2 separate regions of the Homo sapiens genome follow, and region 1 is linked to region 2. A link is a contact called in ENCODE Hi-C or POLR2A ChIA-PET data. All regions are on one chromosome and are shown on one strand. The core of a region is the stretch at or near the end of the contact, and the rest is flanking DNA. Distances in the headings are between cores, read along the strand shown.

Region 1 (5,297 bases), core at 2,661-5,160, 110 kb after region 2:
TCTACCCCCATGAATAGATTAATTCATAGATCAGTATATTAAAGGGTTAATGAATTAATGGGTTATCATCAGAGTGAAACTAGTGACTTTATAAGAGGAAGAGAGACGTGAGCATAGCACATTAGTACGTTCAGCCCCCTTGCCATGGGACACCCTGTGGCCACCTCAGGACTCGGTAGAGTCCCCATCAACAAGAAGGCTCTCACCAGATATGCCCCCTCAACCTTGGACTTCTGAGAACTCCATAACTATAAGAAACAAATCTTTTTTCTTTTTTTCCCTTTAAAAATGTGTATAAATATAAGGGATACAAGTGCAGTTGAGTCACATGAATATACTGCATAGTGGTGAAGTCTAAGCTTTTAGTGTCACCATCACCTTCTTTTTCTCTATAAATCACCCAACTTCAGGTATTCTGTTATAAGCAACAGAAAATGGACTCATACATACAGACTGGAAAGGAAGAAGGAAAATTGTCTTTATTTGCAGAAAACATAATTGTGTATATAAAAAACTCTAAGGAATTTATCAAAATAAGCTATTAGAACTAATAGAAAGATTGTGGGACAGCTGGGCGCAGTAGCTCACACCTGTAATCCCAGCACATTGAGAGGCTGAGGCAGGTGGATCATTTGAGGTCAGGAGTTCGAGACCAGCATGGCCCATATGGTGAAACCCTGTCTCTACCAAAAATACAAAAATTAGCCGGGCATGGTGGCACATGCCTGTAATCCCAGCTACTCAGGAGGCTGAGGCAGGAGAATCGCTTGAGCCTGGGAGGCAGAGTTTGCGGTGAGCTGAGATCGTGCCATTGCACTCCAGTCTGGGTGACAGAGTGAGACCCTGTCTCAAAATAAATAAATAAATACATAAATAAATAAATAAATAAATAAATAAAAGAAATAAAGATTGTGGAATACAAAGTCAACATAAAAACTATTATATTTCAGCTGGGCACAGTGGCTCACACCTATAATCCCAGCACTGTGGGAGGCCAAGGCGGGCGGATCACCTGAGGTCAGGAGTTCGAGACCAGCCTGACCAACATGGAGAAACTCTGTCTCTACTGAAAAATACAAAACTAGCCGGGTGTGGTGGCACATGCCTGTAATCCCAGCTACTCAGGAGTCTGAGGGAGGAAAATCGCTTGAATCCGAGAGGTGGAGGTTGAGGTGAGCTGAAATCTCCTCCGTTGCACTCCAGCCTGGGCAAAACTCTGTCTCAAAAAACAAACAAACAAACAAACAAAAAAAACCTTTTATATTTCTATATACTAGTATTGAAGTATTGGAAATTGAAAAATTTAAAATACCACTTGCAACGGGACCAAAAATCAGAAAAACACTTAAGGATAAATTAAACAAAATCATGCAAGACCTATACACTAAAGCTAAAAAAATGGCTGAGAAAGTTAAATGGAGGAATAAATAAATAAGAGATATGCTATGTTCATGAATTGGGAAGACTCCATATTGCTAAGACATCAATTCTCCCCAAATTAAAGATTCAATGCAGTCCCAATCAAAATCTGATCAGGCATTTTTTTGGGGTAGAAATTGACAAGGTGACTCTAAAATGTATATGGGAACACAAGGGACTCAGAACAGGCAAAAAACGTTGCAAAACAAAAAACCAGGTTGGAGGACTTATATTTAATTGATTTCAGTACTTACTTTATAGCTACACTAATTACTTTATTAGCTACACTAATCAAGATAGGGTGAAACTGGCATAAGGACATATAGATCAATGAAACAGAGTCTAGAAGTAGGCCCACACATATATGGTGAACTGGGTTTCAACACAGTGCAAAGGCCTTTAGAATGGGGAGAAAAAGATAATCTTTTCAACAAATTATGTTACAGCAACGTGATATCTATATGGGGAAAAAATGAACCCCTATCCTTACCTGATATCATATATAAAAATTAGCTCAATATGTATCATTGATATAAGTGTAAAAATGAAAACCATAACATTTCTAAAGGAAAACATAGACCTCTGTTATGTTTGGATAAGCAAAGATTTCTTAGATAGGACACAAACCATTAAAATTTTTTTTTTGATGCACTGAACATCATCAAAATCAAATATTTGTATTCTTCAGACACAAGTAAGACAATGAAAAGGCAAGCCTGGAACTGGAGAAAATATTTTCAAAACATATCTGAATAAAGGGCTTGTATCCAGAATATATAAACAATTTAAATAATAAAAAATAATTTTTTTTAAATTTAAAAACGGGCAAAATATTTCAAAAAACAAGTCATAAAAGAGAAACAAATGGTCAATAAGCACATGAAAAAATGCTTAACAAGACTACTCAACAAAGAAGTACAAATTAAAATCACAATGAGGCCAGGCACAGTGGCTCACGCCTGTAATCCCAGCACTTTGGGAGGCTGAAGCAGGTGGAGGATTACCTGAGGTTAGGAGTTCGAGACCAGTCTGGCCAACATGGCGAAACCCTGTCTCTACCAAAAATATAAAAATTAGCTGGGTGTGGTGGCACATGCCTGCAATCCCAGCTACTTGGGAGGCTGAGGTAGGAGAATCACTTGAACCCGGAAGGTGGAAGTTGCAGTGAGCTGAGATCGTACCATTGCACTCCAGCCTGGGCAACAGAGCAAGACTCCATCTCAAAAAAACAAAACAAAACAAAAACAACCAAAAGAAAAAACACAATGAAGTATTACTATAAGGCCGGGTGCGGTGGCTCATACCTGTAATCCCAGTACTTTGGGAGGCCAAGGTGGGTGGATTACCTGAGGTCAGGAGTTCGAGACCAGCCTGGCCAACATGGTGAAGCCTCATCTCTACTAAAAATACAAAAAATTAGCTGGGCGTGGTGGCGGGCACCTGTAATCCCAGCTACTTGGGAGGCTGAGGCAGGAGAATCACTTGAACTCAGGAGGAGGAGGTTGCAGTGAGCCGAGATCGCACCATTGCACTCCAGCCTCGGCAACAAAAGCGAAACTCCGTCTCTAAATAAAATTTAAAAACTGACAATATGGAGTACTGGCAAGGATGCAGAATAATCAGAACTCTTATACACTGCTGGTGGGAATACAAAATGATAAAACTACTTTGGAAGCAGGTTAGCAATTTCTTAAAAGGTGAAACACTGCCACTGCACTCCAGCCTGGGCAACAGAGCAAGACTCCGTCTCAAAAAAAAAAAAAGTGAAACACCATAAAACCTAGCAATTCCTTTTCTAGGTATTTACCTGAAAGAGTTGCATGCAAATATTCATAGCAGCCCAACCTGGAAACAATCCAAATGTCCATCAAATGGATAAACAAATGTCAGTATATTCATACAATGGGATAGTAAGCTACAAACTACTGATACAACAAAATAGATGAATCTCAAAACCATTACACTAATGGAAAGAAGCCAGATACAACATACTATATGATTTCATTCATATGAAATTCTAGAAAAGACAAAACTATAGTGATAGAAAGCAGATTATGGCTGTCAAAGGCCAGGGGTTGGGGAAAGGGACTGGCTGCGAAGGGGCACAGGGAACTTTTCAGAATGATGGTAATGTAATGTTTCACAGCATAATTGTGGCAGTGAATCTATGATTACCCCTTGACTGCCTGGAGAGTTTCCCTTTTGCAGCATAGGAAGAGAGAACCCAAGTGAAGGCCAACTGACTCCTTGAGTTGAGGACAAGGAGTTGGAAAGTCATAGAGAAGTTTGAGAAGCTGTTGCCTCTGTGGGTGTGAGGCCCTTGCTGGTCATTAGGCTCGTAATACAGGAAGAAGTCCTGGAACTAAAGCAGAGAAGAGTCAGTACAAGCTGGAATGAGCCAGTTACCTCTGCCTTTATTTATCACTCCATCTGACTGTGGAGTTTCCAAAAGTATAACGGCCCTGTTTCACTTCTGCTTTCCAAACAAGTTTCTGTTTGGCCAACTCTATATGTGGAGGAGAATTCTGGGAAATACCTAGCTTGACCAAGTTGACAATAGAACAATACGGCATCCACACACAAAATTTAAAGAACCATCCTTCATTACAAAGTACTTACATAACTTTTCTTAGTGTTATCTCAATAAAAACGAAAAATAGGAGATCTGATGATCAACACTGTATTTTCTAGCCTAATAATATTCAACTAATAATACTAATTGAAAAGAATTATCAGTTTTACCTATCTCATTATGAGAAGTGCCCAACATATTTTTATAATTTTGTTTTTTGAGACGGAGTCTTACTCTGTTACCCAGGCTGGAGTGCAATGGTATGATCTCGGCTCACTGCAACCTCCGCCTCCCAGGTTCAAGAGATTCTCCTGCCTCAGCCTCCCGAGTAGCTGGGATTACAGGCAACTGCCACCAAGCTCAGCTAATTTTTTGTATTTTTAGTAGAGACGGGGTTTCACCGTGTTAGCCAGGATGGTCTCAATCCCCTGACTTTGTGATCTGCCTGCCTTGGCCTCCCAAAGTGCTGGGATTACAGGTGTAAGCCACTGCACCTGGACACATTTTTATGATTTTTAATGACATTTGAGATACATGTTGTTTTAATCTTTTTTTTTTTTTGAGATGAAGTCTCACTCTTGTCACCCAGGCTGGAGTGCAGTGGCATGATCTCGGCTCACTGCAACCTCTGCCTCCCGGGTTCAAGCAATTCTCCTGCCTCAGCCTCCTGAGTAGCTGGGATTACAGGCACGCACCACCATGCCCGGGTAATTTTTGTATTTTTTAGTAGAGATGGAGTTTCGCCATGTTGGTCAGGCTGGTCTTGAACTCCTGACCTCGTGATCCGCCCACCTCAGCCTCCCAAAGTGCTGTGATTACAGGCATGAGCCACCGCGCCTGGCTTGTTTTAATCTTGTATGCTAATAATAGAAATAAAAATTCAGTCCAGAAAAATAATGAACCCTTAAAGACTTATAAGAAATTTTAAAAAATTTTTAATTTTTATTTTGTGTGTGAGAGACAGGAGCATATGATGGGGGATCAATAAAGAATTTATGGATGGGCACAGTGGCTCACACCTGTAATTCTAGCACTTTAAGGCCGAGGCGGGCATATCTTCTGAGGTCAGAAGTTCGAAACCACCCTGGCCAACATGGTGAAACCCCATCTCTAATTACAAAAATCAGCCGGGCATGATGGTGCACACCTGTAGTCCCAGCTATTCAGGAGGTTGAGGCAGGAGAATCACTTGAACCTGGGAGGCGGAGGCTGCAGTGAGCCAAGATCATACTGGCTGGGTGTGGTGGCTCACGCCTGTAATCCCAGCACTTTGGGAGGCCGAGGCGGGTGGATCACTTGAGGTCGG
Region 2 (5,207 bases), core at 1,716-4,215:
CTGTTCCTCGCCTTTTGCAGCTTCAGAGCTGCCTACATTCCTTGGCTCACTGTCCCCCCATCACTCTAACCTCTTGTTCTGTCATCACATCTGCTCTCACTCTACCCCGACGACCTTCCTCTTACAAGGACCACTGTGATTAAACTGGGCCCACCCAGATGATCCATGATAGTCTTCTCAACAGCCTTAACTTAATCACATGAGCAAAGTCTCTTTCACCACGTAAGATAACATATTCACAGGTTCTGGACACCTTTAGGGCAAGTGTTATTCAGCCTATCACAGTGACCATCCAAAATAAAAGGTAAAATTTGCTGAACAATGTACTCAAGCAGGCAAAGAGGTTGCCTTTGTAGAGAGCACAGAAAGCCCATCCTCAGTAACAGGAGAAAAGACAGAGGCACTGGCACAGATGCAGGCAGGGAGCAGGTGCAATGGCAGACTTGGGGATGTTCCTTTTTGTTTGCTTTTTTTTTTTTTTTTTTTTTTCAATAAAATAGGAAGTAAAAACAAGGCTGGGCTCATGCCTGTAATCCTAGCACTTTGGAGGCCAAGGTGGGAGGATCACTTGAGGTCAGGAGTTCGAGACCAGCCTGGCCAACAAGGCAAAATCCCGTCTCTACTAAAAATACAAAAATTAGCAAGGTGTAGTGGCGCATGTCTGTAATCCCAGCTACTCGGTAGGCTGAGGCAGGAGAATTGCTTGAGCCTGGGAGGCAGAGGTTGCAGTGAGCCAAGATCAAGCCACTGCACTCCAGCCTGGGGGACAGAGCAAGACTCTGTCTCAGAAAAAAAAAAAGGGTTGTTGGAGTCAGGGAACCAGAGAGTGAATTAGAAAGATATAGGTGGTATTGAGAAGTGGGGTACTTTGCCAGGCATCTGTGGTTCCAGCTACTCAGGAAGCTGAGCCTGCTTGCGCTCAGCAAGGCTGCCGTGAGCTAGGACAGCACCTGTCAATAGCCACGCACTCCAGCCTGGGCAACACAGCAAGACCCTGTCTCTAAAAAATAATAGGCCGGGCGCGGTGGCTCATGCCTGTAATCCCAGCACTTTGGGAGGCTGAGGCGGGCAGATCACAAGGTCAGGAGATCGAGACCACCCTGACTAACACGGTGAAACCCCGTTCCTACTAAAATACAAAAAATTAGCTGGGCGTGGTGGCAGGAGCCTGTAGTCCCAGCTACTCGGGAGGCTGAGGCAGGAGAATAGCGTGAACCCAGGAGGCGGAGCTTGCAGTGGGCCGAGATTGCACCACTGCACTCCAGCCTGGGCGATAGAGCGAGACTCCGTCTCAAAAAAAACAAAAAACAAAAAACAACAAAGTAAAAATAGGAAGGGAGGAGGCAAGAGACATTTTTAGAAACTGAATCAAGAGGACTTATGAGGACAGTATTTGGATGTGAGCACAGTAGGCTACAGGCTAAGGAAGGAACCTGGACCTTTGGAGAGGATACCTTAACAGAAATAGGAAGCACTTAAGGAGAACCTTGTCTAAGAGAGAAACTAAACTTGGAATTAGAGGCATGCTTTAATTCTCCAAATCTTCTTTCCGTGGTTTCTCTCCTTGCCTTTGATATTATGCATCCATTCATTCAACCGATGGTTACTGAGCTCAAAGACACTTCCTATGTCTACTTCCTCATTTCCCACTCATTTTTCAACCCACTCTGGTCTGGTTCCTATTCCAACTTCATGAGAACTATCTTTTCGTGATCATCTATAACTTCCATGTTGCCTAAACCCTATGGTCATTTTCTGGCCTTTCTCTTGGAATCCAGCAGCATTTGAAACAGCTGACAGTCCCTTCCTTGTTGAAACACTCTTGGCTTCTTCCTATACCACTGTCTTTTGAGTTTTTCCAGCTCATCCTTCTCTATCCAGCTTCTAAACGTTGGTCCTAGATGTGCAGGGCCTTCCTAGTGTTCTCACCTGTTCCCATGGTTTTATGGTCTAATGGTCTATATGATAATGGTATCCAAATTTATTTCTCAATCCATGGGTCACTTCCCTGAGTGGTCCATATAACTCCCCTGAGAGCCAAATTCTCACCTAAGTGATTATAGATCCCTTCACCTGAGTCTCTCCCGTAAGTCACACATACCATGTCCAAAATGTAACTCAATTTCCAAATCTCTTACCCAAGGCCTCCAGACCCTGCCTACGTGTCAGGCCTCACTAAGCTTGGTCACAATGTTCTGGTCAGGTCCTAGGCCAGGCCAGGCTCTTCCCTGCCTCATTTTTGTACTTGCTCCTTCTGCCTGAAACACGTTCCCTAGTATCTGCCTAAAGATCTTCCCTGAACCCCTGGCGGAGCCACCCCTACTCTGCTATACTCAATCACAGCACTCAGCCTCATGTGTAATTATTTCTTTTGTTTACTGTCTGTCTCCCCAACTCCAACAGTATAGAGATATTATCAATTTTGTTCGCCCAACGGGAGAGCTCAGTACTTTTGAATAGATGCAAAAATAAATGCATGCATGCTAAGCATACAACGGTAACCACATCGCTTCCAAAGCCCTGAAAATAACGTCTATTCCAGGAAAACCACCATTTTAATGGAGAGACACCGAGCACGCTTTAGGAGCCCAAGGAGGAGGCCGCCCCACCGCCCGCCCGGGAACTGAGGAGTGTGAGGCAGGGCCCGCGCGCTCTCCGACTCCGGCCGAAGCCGCTTTCTGATTGGCTGAGCGCACAAGGTCCGCCCGCCCCGCGCCGGCCCTCCCCTCCCCCCGCACCGGCCTCTGCTGTCAGCCGCAGGGCCAAGACCCGAGCTGAGCATATCCTCTCTCCCCGCCCAGGCCAGCCCGCCAGCCCTGCCCGCCCGAAGTACTGCTTCGCTAGGGGCCCTTCCCGCCGCGCCTCCCGACCGCCCGGCTCACCTGGGCCGGGAGGTCCCATCTTTCCTTGGCGTCTCCTGAGCTGGTTTTAAATCGCGCGCGTCGAGACGCCTGAGCGCCGTAACGGCCGCGTGACGTCGCCGGCGGGCCGGGCCAGCAGCGCGCCTGCGCAGACCACCTCGGGCCTCCGCGGGCGGCGTCAGAGTGAGTTTTGGGTTGAGGACCCCGTCTGATTGGGCTTCTTGGGGTCGGTGGACCCCCTGAAATAGTATGAAAACCCCCTCCTTCGAGGACTAGGTGCAGGACTGGGCTTGGGAACCCAGCGTCGAGCAGGGTGAGCAAGGCCCGTCTTTCGTGGAATTTACTTTCTTTTTTTTTTTTTTTTGGGACGAAGTCTAGCTCTTGTCCCCCAGACTGGAGTGCAGTGGCGCGATCTTGGCTCACTGCAACCTCCGCCTCCTGGGTTAAAGCGATTCTCCTGCCTCAGCCTCCCGAGTAGCTGGGATTACAGGCGCCTGCCACCACGCCTGGCCAATTTTTGTGTTTTTAGTAGAGACGGGGTTTCACCATGTTGGCCAGGCTGGTCTCGAACTCCTGACCTCAGGTGATCCGCCCACCTCGGCCTCCCGAAGTGCTGGGATTACAGGCGTGAGCCACCGCGCTCAGCCCGTGGAATTTACTTTATAATGGGGAGGCAGATGATCGAGAAAACGAGGTTTATTTCCCTTAGAGATCTGTGCTGTGTGGGCAGCAAAACGCTGAAAACCTCCGGGAAGAGGGACGGAGGGGAGCGGGAGCCTACGTGGGAATGAGGAGCGGTCCAGGTGGGGAAGAACTGATGCAGAAATGCTATGTATACATTAAATATAGTACAAAATGTACATTTAATATAGTGTAAGATGAAGGCCATCGTTTTATTCAGATTCTTGTGAATAGCTTCCTGTGAACACCCCCCACCCTTCAAAAAATAAATAAAGGTCGAAAAAGCGAAATAAGCATAAAATGCCATCTGTCCCCTCAGTTTCATCTAACCCTAAGGATTGAATTATGGGAGTAAAGGCCAGGGTGATTCCCTGGAATATCCCCAGCACATCCTAGAATTTCTTGTAACTCTCATATCTGGCATCTTTTACAGTGTTTCTCTTCAAGGGCACTGTTGGCATTCAGGGTGAAACAATCCTTGGCATGATAGGATGTTTGCCCTCTTTGTGGGCTCTTAAGCCCCCGTAACATCATTTGCCCACTAAATGCCATCAGTGCTGTCGCTCATTTTGGCAATCAAAAAGTGCCACCCTTTGTTGAAAACCACTTTTTTTTTTTTTTTTTTTGAGACAGAGTCTTGCTTTGTTGCCCAGGCTGGAGTGCAATGGCACGATCTCAGCTCACTGCAACCTCCACCTCCCAAGTTCAAGCGATTCTCCTGCCTCAGCCTCCTGAATAGCTGGGATTACAGGCGCCCACCACCACACCCAGCTAATTTTTGTATTTTTAGTAGAGATGGGGTTTCACCATGTTGGTCAGGCTGGTCTCGAACTCCTGACCTCAGGTGATCCACCCGCCTTGGCCTCTCAAAGTGTTAGGATTATAGGCATGAGCCACTGCGCCTGGCTGAAAACCACTTTTTAAGCCTATCTGTTGTTCGTATAAACTTGTTCTTCTAGTGACCACCTTCAAATCTTCAGCGTAAGGCTGTGTGGGTTAGAGAAAACAGGTTGACACTGTTTATCTCAGCAAATGATACCATCAGCCACCCAAGAACCCAAATCAGCACCCAGGAGTCATCCTGGGGGATTCCCTCCCTTTCTCTCCCCACACAATCCATCATCAAGCAAGCTATTTTCACCTCCTAAAAATTGCCAATCCTGCCTTTCTCCTTCCATCCACATTACCTTCTCACTGGCCTGCTCTGGCCCCCCCTCAGGCCCTGAGTAGTGTATGCGGAGTCCAAATCTGAGCTGTCACTCCCACTTGTCCCCCACCACTTCCTCCCGGAAGTATAACACTTCAGGGGTTCCACCACCCTGGGAACCTCTAAGCGTCCTACAAGGTCCTGGAAGGGTCTTCCTGCCAGCCTCCCCACCCCTGCAGCCTCTCCAGCCTCCTCAGGGACCTTGCTCCCCTTGCTCCCTGCCCTCCAGCTGCCCTGGCCTTTTTTCAGATTCCTCTCATCACACCTGCTCCTACCCCCAGGCCTCTGCACACACACACTCCTCTAGCTAGGATCCTCTTCATCCCCATCTTCACCCCCGTAGCTCCAGTTAGGTTTCTACTCCCCTCAGGTTCCTCAAGGAGACCTTCCCTGATACACACAACTCTCCATACTGGAGGCTTCAGGAGAACTTGTCACAGCTGCAATTTTCCATGCAC

The links. Hi-C counts contacts between places; a loop is a spot of excess contacts on that map. ChIA-PET counts read pairs that join two places held with the same protein, here RNA polymerase II (POLR2A). Pooled maps may share reads with other maps.
Region 1: a pooled map shows a loop between it and region 2 (2.4-fold over the local background). The contact joins the enhancer-like site here to the promoter of NCAPH in region 2. A Hi-C loop is called at or near these places in 2 of 50 pooled maps. POLR2A ChIA-PET finds 5 or more read pairs at or near these places in 10 of 52 experiments (AG04450, H1, WTC11 and 5 more).

What each region holds. Positions count from the first base shown.
Region 1 is chr2:96,223,789-96,229,085 of GRCh38, reverse strand. All of the region lies in intron 1 of STARD7-AS1 (STARD7 antisense RNA 1), which reads right to left. Among named protein-coding and RNA genes, the nearest start is that of SNORA112, 12 kb to the right of the region's middle. RefSeq lists an enhancer at 3,681-3,975. Within about 2 kb of position 3,910, at least 4 of the 41 ENCODE cell types and tissues checked have a DNase peak (open chromatin) inside an H3K27ac peak, as active enhancers do.
Region 2 is chr2:96,333,524-96,338,730 of GRCh38, reverse strand. It overlaps NCAPH (non-SMC condensin I complex subunit H), which reads right to left and starts at 2,965. Exons shown (of 18, transcript NM_015341.5): 1 at 2,883-2,965. The coding sequence starts at 2,901. RefSeq lists enhancers at 1,809-2,650, 2,651-3,492 and a silencer at 2,571-2,890.